2 separate regions of the Homo sapiens genome follow, and region 1 is linked to region 2. Evidence: read pairs that join two places in POLR2A ChIA-PET (ENCODE). Cell type or tissue: B cell. All regions are shown on one strand. Each heading gives the region's core, and the rest is flanking DNA. Links, peaks and the distances in the headings are about the cores only. Region 1 overlaps CSNK1G1 (casein kinase 1 gamma 1). Region 2 overlaps CSNK1G1 (casein kinase 1 gamma 1).

Region 1 (6,640 bases), core at 584-5,583, 75 kb after region 2:
AAAAGGCAGCCTTGATGATTGTCCCAAGAAATTACTGACTTGATTTTTCCATTAACTGCCTCATCACTATCTACCTCCTAAAGAATCAGTATATTTCTTTCATGAATATTTACTTTGTGATTGATGATTTGAATTTTAAGCTTTAATAACCAACTTTAACAATTATTATTTTTTAAAAACCCTATCACAAGCTTAGTAGTAAAGAATCATTCTAATGTTGATGGAAACAATTAGAATTTCAACCTTTTCTGTTGATCAAGAAAATACTAGACTGTCATACAAGCTACATCCTCACTTGAGTTCTCTAAGGATGAAAGTCAACAAATTCTTGCTGTTGTTCCTGTATTGTCCTAGTCATTTCATTTCAAAAACCTAAGAATAAGGAGAAAATAAAATTTACCTGCAACATCCCAGTAATCTTTTTCAATGCAAGCACAAATATTTCCTGTTTGTCACTATACCCCCAGTACCTACACTAGGCCTAACACATAGTATAACAGTTGCTCAATAAATTTATGGAGCATGAATGAATAATATTCATCTTAATTCATATATCCATCTATCGATTTATGTGGCTATTTTTTACCTATCTGCCTACCAAACTATTCTATGGAACTCTATGCGACTAGGGACTGCTCTCTGACTTACGTACCTAAACCGTTCAAAGCACCATGCCCAAAACAGAGTAAACAAATGTAAAATTGAATTGACTGTTTTCAAGTAACTGAAATTTACTTGACAAATTATCTTGATTAACTAGATTCGATCTCTCTCATTTCACTCCTTATTCTATTCACAAGAAAATTACAAAGCAAAACCACAATGTCCTCAAAGTGTATAAGCCACACTCTACATACTTCCTTTCTTCCTTTCTTATTTGTTTTAAAGCCCAGGAATTCTACTGAAGTCAGCATAAATGCTACCTGCACTCAATACTTACCTATGTCACTGAACATGCTTAATTGATAAATTTAAATAATAATTTTGGCAGGTCCTGTGCTATGTGCCTATAATCCCAGCTACTCAAGAGACTGAGGTGGGAGGATCACTTTGAGCCCAGGAGTTCATGACCAGCCTGGGCAACTTAGAAAGACTCCATCTCAAACAAAAAAATAACAATAATAATTAATTTTTGATCTGAAAATGTAAGAGATTCAAAATAACTGACATAGATATAACAAACTAGAAAGCATCTATAACCAAGGAAAATATAACTTTCATTAGAGAGGAAGTTTACAGGTTAGTAACAGTTCATGGAAAACTCAGTTTTAGTCACGATTCTATGGAAAAATCATCTACTCAAGTAATATAAAAATTTTCACTAGTGAGATTTACATTACAGAAAATCCTTCACATAAACATATTTTATAAATATTCACATATGTCTTTTTAACGTATTATTTACTTTTTTCTGATTCAGAAACACATGCTTGTTATTTTGAAAAAAGCAGAACTCGGCCGGGCGCAGTGGCTCACACCTGTAATCCCAGCACTTCAGGAGGCCAAGACGGGTAAATCACCTGAGGTCAGGAGTTCAAGACCAGCCTGGCCAACATGGTGAAACCCCATCTCTACTAAAAATACAAAAATTATCCAGGCGCAGTGGCAGGCACCTGTAATCCCAGCTACTCAGGAGGCTGAGGCAGGAGAATCGCTTGAACCTGGGAGGTGGAGGTTGCTGTGAGCTGAGATCTTGCCACTGTATGCCAGCCTGGGCAACAGAGCGAGACTCCGTCTCAAACAAAACAAAACAAAAAAACAAAAGCAAGCAGAACTCATAGAAACATATGACAAAAAAATGAGAGTGAAACTTCATCACCAAAAAAGACTTCTAATAAGTTTTTCCAGTAATATACTAACATTTTTGTCTGTTTTAAGAGACAGAATCTTGCTCTGCCACCCAGGCTGAAATGCAGTCGTACCATGATAGCTCACTGCAGCCTCGAACTCCTGGGTTCAAGCTATTCTACCACTTCAGCCTCCCGAACAGCTAGGACTACAGGTACCACCATGCCTATTTTATTTTTTGTAGAATGGGTCTCATTATGTTGCCTAGGCCGGTCTCAAACTCTTAGCCTCAAGTAATCCTCCCACCTCAGCTTCCCAAAGCTCTGGGATTACAGATGTGAACCCACCTGGCTTTGTTTTTTACTGTGATAAAATATATATAATATTTATAATTTAACCTTTTGTAAATGTACAATTCAGTGGCATGAAAACACACTCACAATATTGTGTAACAGTCTCCAGTATCTATACCCAAAATATTCTCATTATCCTCAACATTAATTCTGTACCCATTAAACAATAGCTCTGCTTTTCTCTGCCCCATCAGCCCCTGATAACCTCTATTCTACTTTGTCTTTGAATTTGTCTATCCTAGGTAGCTCATAAGTGAAATCATGCAATATTTGTCCTGTGTCTGACTTATTATACTAAGCATGTTTTCAAAGTTTACCCACGTCATAGCATGTGTCAGAATTTCCTTCCTTTGTATGTATATACTACATATTGTTTATGCACTCATCTGTCAACAGGCGCTTGGTTGGCTATTATGAATGCTGTTATAAAGGTACTGTACAAACATCTGTTTCAAACCCTGTTTTTGATTCTTTTAGATATATGCCTAAGAGAGGACTGCTGGGTCTATATGGTAGTCCTATGTGTAACCTTTCGAGAAACTGCCAAGCTGTTTTCCACAATGGCTGCGGCATTTTATATTCCCACCAGCAATAAATAGAGTTCCAATTTCTCCACATCCTCACTACTTTTTTACTTTCTGTGTGTGTATTTTAATAGCTATCTTAATGGATGTGAAGTGATATTTAGTATGATAGCAAGATTAGGACTTCTATAGATGTGCAAGAACCATTTTCTAAGTAAGCATAGGCATGGGACATCTAACAACTTGATGGTTAAAAACACTTGAGCCCGGCGCGGTGGCTCACACCTGTAATCCCAGCACATTGGGAGGCCAAGACAGGCAGATCACCTGAGGTCAGGAGTTCGAGACTAGCCTGACCAACACAGAGAAACTCCCATCTCTACTAAAAATACAAAATTAGCTGGGTGTGGTGGTACATGTCTATAATCCCAGCTACGCAGGAAGCTGAGGCAGGAGAATCGCTTGAACCTAGGAGGTGCAGGTTGTGGTGAGCTGAGATCGTGCCACTGCACTCCAGCCTGGGCAACAAGAGTGAAACTCGGTCTCAAAAAAAAAAAAAAAAAAAAAAAAAAAACACTTCTGGCCGGGCGCGATAGCTTACACCTGTAATCCCAGCACTTTGGGAGGTGGAAGCTGGTGGATCACCTGAAGTTGGGAGTTCGAGACCAGCCTGACCAACATGGTGAAACCCCGTCTCTACTAAAAATACAAAATTAGCCAAGGATGGTGCTGCATGCCTGTAATCACAGCTACTTGAGAGGCTGAGGCAGAAGAATGGCTTGGACCCAGGAGGTGGAGATAGCAGTGAGCCAAGATCACGCCACTGCACTACAGCCTGGGCAACAAGAGCGAAACTCCATCTCAAAAAAAAAGTACTTCCAAGAAAAGGGGAGAGTTAAAGTGCAGGATTCTGAAGGGAAAAAGTTAAGGAGGAGAGAAAAGGGGCTACAGGAAAAGAATTAGCAGTTACAAGGGATACAGTCAAGTGAATGTAATCTCTAGTACAGTGATTCTCAAAGCATTGTCCCTAGGTCACCAGCATGAACATCATCTGCAAATCTGCTGAAAATGGAAATTTGGAGGCCCTACCCCAGATGAGCTGAATCAGAAATTCAGGGGGTGAGGACCAGCAATCTGTGTTTTTTTGTTTTTTGTTGTTATTGTTGTTGTTGTTTTGAGGTAGAGTCTCACTCTCTCGCCCAAGGGGGAGTGCAGTGGCACAATCTCCGCTCACTGCAACCTCTGCCTCCCAGGTTCAAGCGATTCTCCTGCCTCAGCCTCCCAAGTAGCTGGGATTACAGGCACCCACCACCACGCCCGGCTAATTTCTGTATTTTTAGTAGAGACAGGGATTCGCCATGTTGGCCCAGCTGGTCTCAAACTCCTGACCTCAGGTGATCCACCCGCCTCGGCCTCCCAAAGTGCTGGGATTACAGACATGAGCCCAGCCAGCAATCTGTGTTTTAACAAACCCTCCAGAAAATTCCAATACATGCTAACATTTTAGAACCACTAGTGTCTAATAAGAGAACTTTAATTATGTAATTAAGATTAAAGCAAAAGAAACAGGAGGAGCAGTAGTGCCCACTGACAACTGTCAGAGGACAAATTGCACAAGGCCTTAAATACGAATATTAAATCAAGAGGAGTGACTGACAGTTCTCAATTTCTGAGGCTCTTTTCCTCTATTAATACCACTGCCCTCAACTAGAGAATGGTCTTTTCAAACTCTCACAGAGTATTTATGAAACTTGACTATATGCTATGCCCAAGAACCACTAAGTTGCATCCATCAATTTTGATGTTGTTTTTTTAATTAACATTCAGTGTTATGCATTGGTAAACCTCTATCATTATTTCTTTTGTAACCTCAAGAGTTATTTAGATGTGTTCTTTTAAATTTCCAAACATTTTTAAAGGTCATTTTTTTAAAAAACTGAGTCCTAATTTAGTTTGCACTGTCATCGAAGGTTTGGTCTATAGAATACATATTCTTTGAATTTGTTGAGATTTTCAGGGCTACTTTGAAGGTTGTTACCTCTCGCATTACAGAAATTTTGGATTCCACAAAGTAACTATATCTGCAAATAGTAGTAACTGTATGAAACTAATTCTTTAAAACTTGAGTACAATGTTCTATATTCACCCAATAGCTCTGTCTTGTTGTGTTGTTTTAATGATTTTTTTTTCTTTAGCACATCTCTGCTGGCAGGAAGTATTGTTTTAATGTCAAAAACATCTATTCTAATATAATGGTGAATTTATAAATTTCTCCTTGTAGTTGTTATGTAGGTTTATGTATGTTGAACCTGTATTATCTGGTATAAGTAACAGAATTCTAGTATCTTCCTGGTAAACTAAACCTTTTATTGTTATATGATGTGGTAGAGACTGCAGGTGGCTTTCCCAGAATCACCACTCCCTCAGTAAAGTCCAGTTTTATTCTGGGCAGCCTAATTACCTTGCAGCAAAGGGCTAATGAAGTTGCTAGGTAGAACTTCTGTGAAACCACTTTAAGGTCATGTATGTTGGCTCATGCCTGTAATCCCAGCACTTTGGGGGGCCGAGGCCAGAGGATCACTTGAGCCCAGGAGCTCAAGACCAGACTGGGCAATATGGCAAAATCCTGTCTCTACAGATAGTTTTTTAAAAATTAGCCAGGCATGGTGGTGTGTGCCTGTGGTCTCAGCTACTTAGGAGGCTGAGGTGGGAGGATCACTTAAAGCCTGGGTAGTTGGTACTGCAGTGAGCCATGATCACACCACGGCACTCCAACCTGGGCAATAGAGTGAGGCACTGTCTCAAAAACACCACCACGTCCAGCTAATTTTTATCTTTTTTTTTTTTTTTTTTTTTTTTTTTGAGACGGAGTCTCGCTCTGTCGCCCAGGCCGGACTGCGGACTGCAGTGGCGCAATCTCGGCTCACTGCAAGCTCCGCTTCCCGGGTTCACGCCATTCTCCTGCCTCAGCCTCCCGAGTAGCTGGGACTACAGGCGCCCGCCACCGCGCCCGGGTAATTTTTTGTATTTTTAGTAGAGACGGGGTTTCACCTTGTTAGCCAGGATGGTCTCAATCTCTTGACCTCATGATCCACCCGCCTCGGCCTCCCAAAGTGCTGGGATTACAGGCGTGAGCCACCGCGCCCGGCCAATTTTTATCTTTTTAGTAGAGCCGGGGTTTCACTACATTGGCCAGGATGGTCTCAATCTCCTGACCTCATGATCCACCCGCCTTGGCCTCCCAAAGTGCTGGGAATACAGGCGTGAGCCACAGTGCCCGGCCTGAAATATTTATTAAACTGTCATTTATTTCTTCTGTTGGTTGGTTGGTTGGTTTCAAAGACATCTTGCCCTGTCACTCAGGCTGGAGTGTAGTGGCATGATCAGATCTCACTGCAGCCTCAAACTCCTGGGCTCAAGCAATCCTCTTGCCTCAATCTCTTGAGTAGCTGAGACTACCAGCTCGTGCCATGACACCCAGCTAATTTTTTTTTATTTTTTATAGAGACAGAGTCTTGCTATGTTGCCCAAGCTGATCTTGAACTCCTGGCCTCAAGTGATCCTCCATAAGCCACCACACTCAGCTTAAACTGTCTTAAGACTAAGATGCTTAGAGAGGGAAAAGTGGTATTACAGTAAGCTTCTTGGGCATGACTTACTCACAGACTATCTACTCTAAAATCTAAAAGACCCTTTTTAAAAGCGGGATGAGGTGACTCTTCTAATTTAGTCAGCATGAGCAAGAACAAACAAAACCTATAAACTCAACTATTGAAAGTTACTTCGAACTTTATACTGAAAAAGCACTATACAAAAATTTCCATCGGTTATTCCTCATGGTCACTTTTACAAGATGGTTTGTTCCCAACTGGCTAAATGACTTCCCTTGTTACCCACTGTATGCACTATTTCCCTTCCGACAGTGACGTCCCCTTGCACTCTGTCAAGTAGGATTAAAACTTTTCAGACTCAAGT
Region 2 (6,640 bases), core at 1,005-6,004:
CAACACTTTGGGAGGCTGAGGCAGGTGGATCACTTGAGGTCAGGAGTTCAAGACCAGCCTGGCCAACATGGTGAAACCCTGTCTCTACTAAAAATACAAAAATTAGCCGGGGGTGGTGGTGAATACTTGTAATCTCAGCTACTTGGGAGGCTGAGGTGGGAAAATCGCTTGAACCCAGGAGGTGTAGGCTACAGTAAGCCAAGATTACACCACTGTACTCCAGCCTGGGCAACAGAGTGAGACTCCATCTCATAAATAAACAAACAAACAAAAAAAGCTGCTTACAATACAAATTCTCATTTACAAACCTCTAGACAACAGAAGGCCCTCTGCAATATAACTACATCATTAAACTTTTCATACTGCCATCAGATTGCGAGTACCTTTACGTGTCAAAGAGTACACTAATTTAGGAATAATTTTTGTCTGCAAGTAAGATAAAAAGAAGACTAACAGGTTGGTTTCTTAGGTCAAACACCTCAGAAACCATAAGATGAATAACTTCTTTTTTAGGGGAGCACAAGTCAAAAATAGGCATTTCTCTCATATATATAGTGTTTGCATTAACCTTCTAAAGGTTACTTTATGTTTCTTATTAATGTTCCCACCAAAGCCATTTTAAAATATATTTCATGAAATTATAAAAAGGATAGTAATAAGTAAGAGAGGAACAGATGAGGCAGTAACAAACAGCCAATTCCCAGGCCGATTAAAACTTTAATTTGGCCCAGGACTTCTTGCACACCAGATGTGACTCTGCGCAAAGATTTTTCAGGACAGCTCTTCCTGAAATGAAATGAGCATTGTTACTGTGACTTAAAACTAGTTTTAGGGCCAGGTGCAGTGGCTCATGCCTGTAATCCCAGCACTTTGGGAGGCTGAGGTGGGTGGATCACCTGAGGTCAGGAGTTCGAGAACAGCCTGGCCAACATGGTGAAACTCTGTCTCTACTAAAAATACAAAAATTAGTTGGGGGTAGTGGTGGGCACCTGTAATCCCAGCTACTCAGCAGACTGAGGCAACAGAATCACTTGAACCTGGGAGGCAGAGGTTGTGGTGAGCTGAGATCATGCCATTGCACTCCAGCATGGGAGAGAGGAACAAAACTCTGTCTCAAAAACAACAACAACAAAAAACAAAACAAAACCAACTAATTTTAGCACAGGCTTAACCCTAAGAACTTAATTACAGCTCACACTTGTAATCCCAGCACTTGGGGAGGGCGAGGCAGGTGGCTCAAGAGGTCAGGAGTTGGAGACCAGTCTGACCAACATGGTGAAACCCTGTCTCTACTAAAAATACAAAAATTAGGCAGGCGTGGTAGTGTGCACCTGTAATCCCAGCTACTCAGGAGGCTGAGGCAGGAGAATCGCTTGACCTGGGAGGCAGAGGTTGCAGTGAGCCGAGATCGCACCATTGCACTCCAGCCTGGGCAACAGAGCAAGACTCCGTCTCAAAAAAAAAAAAAAAAAAGCCATTAATACCATTTTTCCCTGTTCCTACTTCCTGTATAATTGCAGAACATCAATGCTATCTTAAAGTTTAAAATGAAAGGTTTTATGACCTGATAAGATCTGTGATTTTGCATGAGCATTGTGAGGTAGTACAAGATTAACTAGAAAAATAAGAGAACAGAAGTAGGGAAAAGCATGTGAATATTTAATGCCCATCTACACAGATACCAGACATCTAAGATGAGCAACCTCAGTTCTCACCCTTCATAGACTGTATTCTAGCTCCTCACACAAGGTCTTGTATGTGGTGGCTCAAAAGTGTGTCAAATAAATCACATGATATAGTGAGTGTTAAAACAGAAATACAAATGAGTCAGTAGAAGAGCTTGGATACGGAGGGTAGTGAATTTGGGCACAAGCAGCACTTGAAGTGAGTCCTGACGGATGAACAGAGGAGAGAATAAAAGGCATTTTCTATTTTTAAAAAATACTAATTTGAACAATGATATGGATAAATGATAGAAAATGCACAGGATGTGATATACTGTGGGTAGACCCATATAATCGGAGCACATAGTGTGTGGGAAGAAACAGAAGAAAAGCCATAAACATCCACTAAGCTAAGGACAGGTTATGAATAATATCCAATGCCAGGTCCCCACTCTGAGGTATGTACCTGTGGGTACTTGGAAGTGTGCCAAGGCCTTTGTGCACTAAGCTACAGGACAAGTAAGATACACTTTTCTTGGATCCTAATTTTCATTTGAAGATTTGGATAAAGTCTTTTTATTTACATAAAAACAAACCTACTATATTATAGAAATTGTGCATAGATTTCTTTTGAAGAAAAAGATGCAGTCAGGCGCAATGGCTCACGCCTGTAATCCCAGCACTTTGGGAGACCAAGGTGGGTGGATCACCTGAGGTCAGGAATTCGAGACCAGCCTGACCAACATGGAGAAACCCCCGTCTCTACTAAAAATACAAAATTAGCCAGGTGTGGTGGTGCATGCCTGTAATCTCACCTAATTGGGAGGCTGAGACAGGAGAATAGCTTGAACCCAGGAGGCAGAGGTTGCAGTGAGCGGAGATCACACGACTGCACTCCAGCCTGGGCAACAAGAGCAAAACGCCATCTCAAAAAAAAAAAAAAAAAAAAGCAAGAGTTCAAAGAAATCCTGGGCACTTACATATTTGTTTCTTCCACAAGAAGTCTTGAGGAGTCTCATCATTCAGTGTGCAACCTTTTTCTTTTTTCTTTTTTTTGAGACAGAGTCTCGCTCTGTTGCCCATGCTGGAGCGCAGTGGCATGATCTCAGCTCATTGCAACCTTTGCCTCCATGGTTCAAGCGATTCTCCTGCCTCAGCCTCTGGAGCGGCTAGGATTACAGGTGCGCGCCAACATGACCAACTAGTTTTTGTATCTTTAGTAGAGACGGGGTTTCGCCATGTTGGCCAGGATGGGCTCGATCTCTTGACTTCATGATCCGCCTGCCTTGGCCTCCCAAAGTGCTGGGATTACAGGTTTGAGCCACCGCTCCCAGGCTCAGTGTGCAACCTTTTCCTTATTTTTCCTGCATTTAGCTGGGCAGCCGCTTTTCACAGTGCAGTTGACTTTCAACTAAATTTTCCATTTTTAGCCCCTTCTGCATCCCACCTTTGTGAAGTTCCTAGTGTCTCCAATTCCTAAGCCTATCTGGTATATTTTATAGCATTAACCGGCCTGCCCCTTCAGGCACTCAGCCTTGTCTGGAGTGCTAAGTCAGTTACCACCTAACCATCTGTGTTTCAGCTTCCAAAATTTTGTTAACATTTCTCAGTCTGTTTTCACTTTCTCTTCCATTTTTTTGGTTCCTTGTGGTTTTATGCCTTTTTGTTTACCAAAAAAAAAAAAAAAAAAAAAAAAAGCCCTTTTCTAAATATACTTTCTAGTCTTAAGACTAAGCCAGCACCCAATTTCATAAACTTCTACCTATAATTATTTATGCATATATTTTTTACTTCCACTCGGCAGTAAATTTCCAGAGGACAGTAACGTTTAATTCATCTTTTTATCCCTAGAAACAAACATAGTATCTGACATTCAGTAGGTAAGAGATGCTAAAGTGAACAACTTGACTTGATATATGTAGAAAGTTCTTGTGAGAAAGTTCTTGGGTGATAAAAAAGAAAGGCTAGTTTAGAATAAGATTATAGATAATCCTAAATGCAAATATAGGAGTTTTAACTTCATTCTTCGGTTTGCTGTGAACGAAGGGGAAAAGCAAATGGTGAAAGTTGTATTTTTACAATATTAATCTGACAACTATATGAGAACAAATGTTTAAAAATCTGAAGAAATGGAATAGTTCCTGGAAACATACATACAACCTACCAAGATTGAGTCAGAAGAAATAGAAAACCTGAAGAGAATAACAAGTAATAAGATGGAAGCAATGATAAAGACTCCCCCAGCAAAGAAAAAGCCCAGGACCTGATGGCTTCACTGCTGAATTCTATCCAACATTGAAAGAAAAAATATAAATTCTTTTCAAACTATTTCAAAAAACCAAAGAGGAGGGGAATAATACTTCTAAACTTATTCTGAGTCCAGCATTACACTGATACCAAAACCAGGCCAGGATAAAACAAAATAAAACTACAGGCCAATATCCCTGATGAAAACAGAGGCACAAATCGTCAACAAAATACTAACAAACTAAATCCAACAACACACTAAAAGATGATTCACCATGATCACATGGGATGTATCCCGGGGATGTTAAGGATGCTTGAATATATGCATATCAATACACGTGACACGTCACATGAACAGAATGAAAGACAAAAACCATATGATCATCTCAACAGACACAGAAAAGACATTTGATAAAATTCAACATCCCTTCATGATAAAAACTCTCAATAAATTAGGCATAAAAGGAACACATTTCAACATAATAAAGGCCATATATGACAAACTCACAGCTAATATCAGACTGAATGGGGAAAAATTAAAAGCTTTTCCTCAAAAGACTAGAACAAGACAAGGATGCCCACTTTCACCAATTTTATACAACATAGTATTCAAAGCCCTATCCAGACCAATGAGGCAAAAGAAAGGGCATCCAAATAGGAAAGGAGGAAATCAAACTGTTCCTGTTTGCAGACCACATAATCATATATATAGAAAATCCCAAAGACTCCACCAAAAAACTATTAGAATAAATGAATTCAGTAAAGTTACAGGATACAAAATTAACATACAAAAATTAGTAGCATTTCTAATGCCAAAAACAAACCAGTGGAAAAAGAAATTGAGAATATAATCGGAGCACACAGTGTGTGGGAGGAAATATGGTTTGGCTGTGTCCCCACCCAAATCTCATCTTGAATCATAGCTCCCATAAGTCCCATGTATAGTGGGAGAGACCCAGAGGGAGGTAACTGAATCATGGGGTGGGTTTTTCACATGCTGTTCTCATGATAGTGAATAAGTCTCACAAGATCTGATGGTTTTATAAAGGGGAGTTCCCTTGCACATGCTCTCTTTGCCTGCTGCCATGTAAGATGTGACTTTGCTCCTCCTTTGCTTTCTGCCATGATTGTGAGGCCTCCCAGCTATGTGGAACTATGAATCAATTAAACCTCTTTCCTTTATAAATTAGCCAGTCTTGGGTATGTCTTTATTACTGGCATGAGAACAGACTAATACAGAAGACAATCCCATTTACAATAGCTTTAAAAAAAAAAAAAAACCTAGGAATAAATTCAACCAAAGGGGTGAATGATCTCTACAAGGGAAACTATAAAATACCAACAAAAGAAACTGAAGAACACACACACCAAAAATGAAATATATCCATTGGAAGAAAATTGGCCAGTCACAGTGGCTTATGCCTATTACTGCCAGCACTTTAGCAGGAGGCCAAGGCAGGAGGATCATTTCAGGCCAGGAGTTTGAGAGCAGCTAAGCAACATATGAGACACTGCATCTGCAAAAAAAAATTTTTAATTAGCCAGGTGTAGGGGTAAGTGCCTATAATCCTAGCTAGTAGGTAGACTGAGATGGGAAGAATGTTTGAGTCTAGGATCTTTGAGATCATGTCACTACACTCCAGCCGAGGTGACAAAACAAGACCTTGTCTCTTTTTTTTTTTTGGAGACAGAGTCTCGCTCTGTTGCCAGGCTGCAGTGCAGCGACACGATCTCGGCTCAATGCAAACTCTGCCTACCGGGTTCAAGCAATTCTCCTGCCTCAGCCTCCTGAGTAGCTGGGACTATAGGCATGAGGACCACACCCTGCTAATTTTTGAATTTTTAGTAGAGACAGGGTTTCACCATATTGGCCAGGATGATCTAGATCTCCTGACCTCATGATCCACTGACCTCGTGATCCACCCGCCTTGGCCTCCCAAAGTGCTGGGATTACAGGAACAAGCCACCACACCCAGCCCCTGACCTTGTCTCTTAAAAAAAATAAAAATAAAAAATCGGAAGAATATTGTTACAATGTCCATTCCACCCAAAGCGATCTACAAGATTCAATGCAATCTCTATCAAAATACCAATGACATTCAACACAGAAAGAGAAAAAAAAATCCTAAAATTCATATGGAACCACAAAAGATTCCAAATAGCCAAAATAATCTTGGGCAAAAAGAACAAAGCCAAAAGAATCACTCTACCCAATGCAAAAATCTCCTAGAAAACTATAGTAACCAAAGCAGCATGGCACTGGCATAAAAACACACAAGTGAAACAGAATAGAGAACTCAGAAATAAATCTCCACATTTACAGGTAACTGATTTTCGACAAAGATGCCAAGAATATACACTGGGGAAAACAGTCTCTTCAATAAATGGTACTAGGAAAACTGGATATTCACACATAGAAGGAAGAAAGTAGACCCTTATCTCTCACCTTATGCAAAAATCAACTCAAAATGAATTAAAGACTTAAATGTAAGACCCAAAACTATAAAACTACTAGAATAAAACACAAGGGAAATGCTTCATGACATTCTCTAGGCAAAGATGTTTTGGATGGGACCTCAAAAGCAAAGCAGGCTCATGCCTCTCATCCTAGCATTTGGGAGGCCGAGGTGGGTGGATCACTTGAGGACAGGAGTTCAAGACCAGCCTGGCCAACATGGCGAAACCCCACCTCTACTAAAAATACAAAAATTTAGCTGGGCGTGGTGGTG

What was found. ChIA-PET counts read pairs that join two places held together with the same protein. Peaks named below come from ENCODE experiments on the same cell type or tissue, not always from the same donor. Only the 100,000 strongest peaks of a DNase experiment are listed, where the experiment ranks them.
Region 1: POLR2A ChIA-PET joins it to region 2 with 8 read pairs; 5 of 35 experiments call an interaction of 5 or more read pairs at or near these places.

Annotation. Positions count from the first base shown.
Region 1 is chr15:64,335,490-64,342,129 of GRCh38, forward strand. The region is part of intron 1 of CSNK1G1 (casein kinase 1 gamma 1); the gene reads right to left. Among named protein-coding and RNA genes, the nearest start is that of CSNK1G1, 17 kb to the right of the region's middle. In B cell, for the core only: no CTCF peak of the experiment used is centred there; no DNase peak of the experiment used is centred there.
Region 2 is chr15:64,260,487-64,267,126 of GRCh38, forward strand. The region is part of intron 2 of CSNK1G1 (casein kinase 1 gamma 1); the gene reads right to left. Among named protein-coding and RNA genes, the nearest start is that of CSNK1G1, 92 kb to the right of the region's middle. In B cell, for the core only: no CTCF peak of the experiment used is centred there; a DNase peak (open chromatin) is centred at 3,255.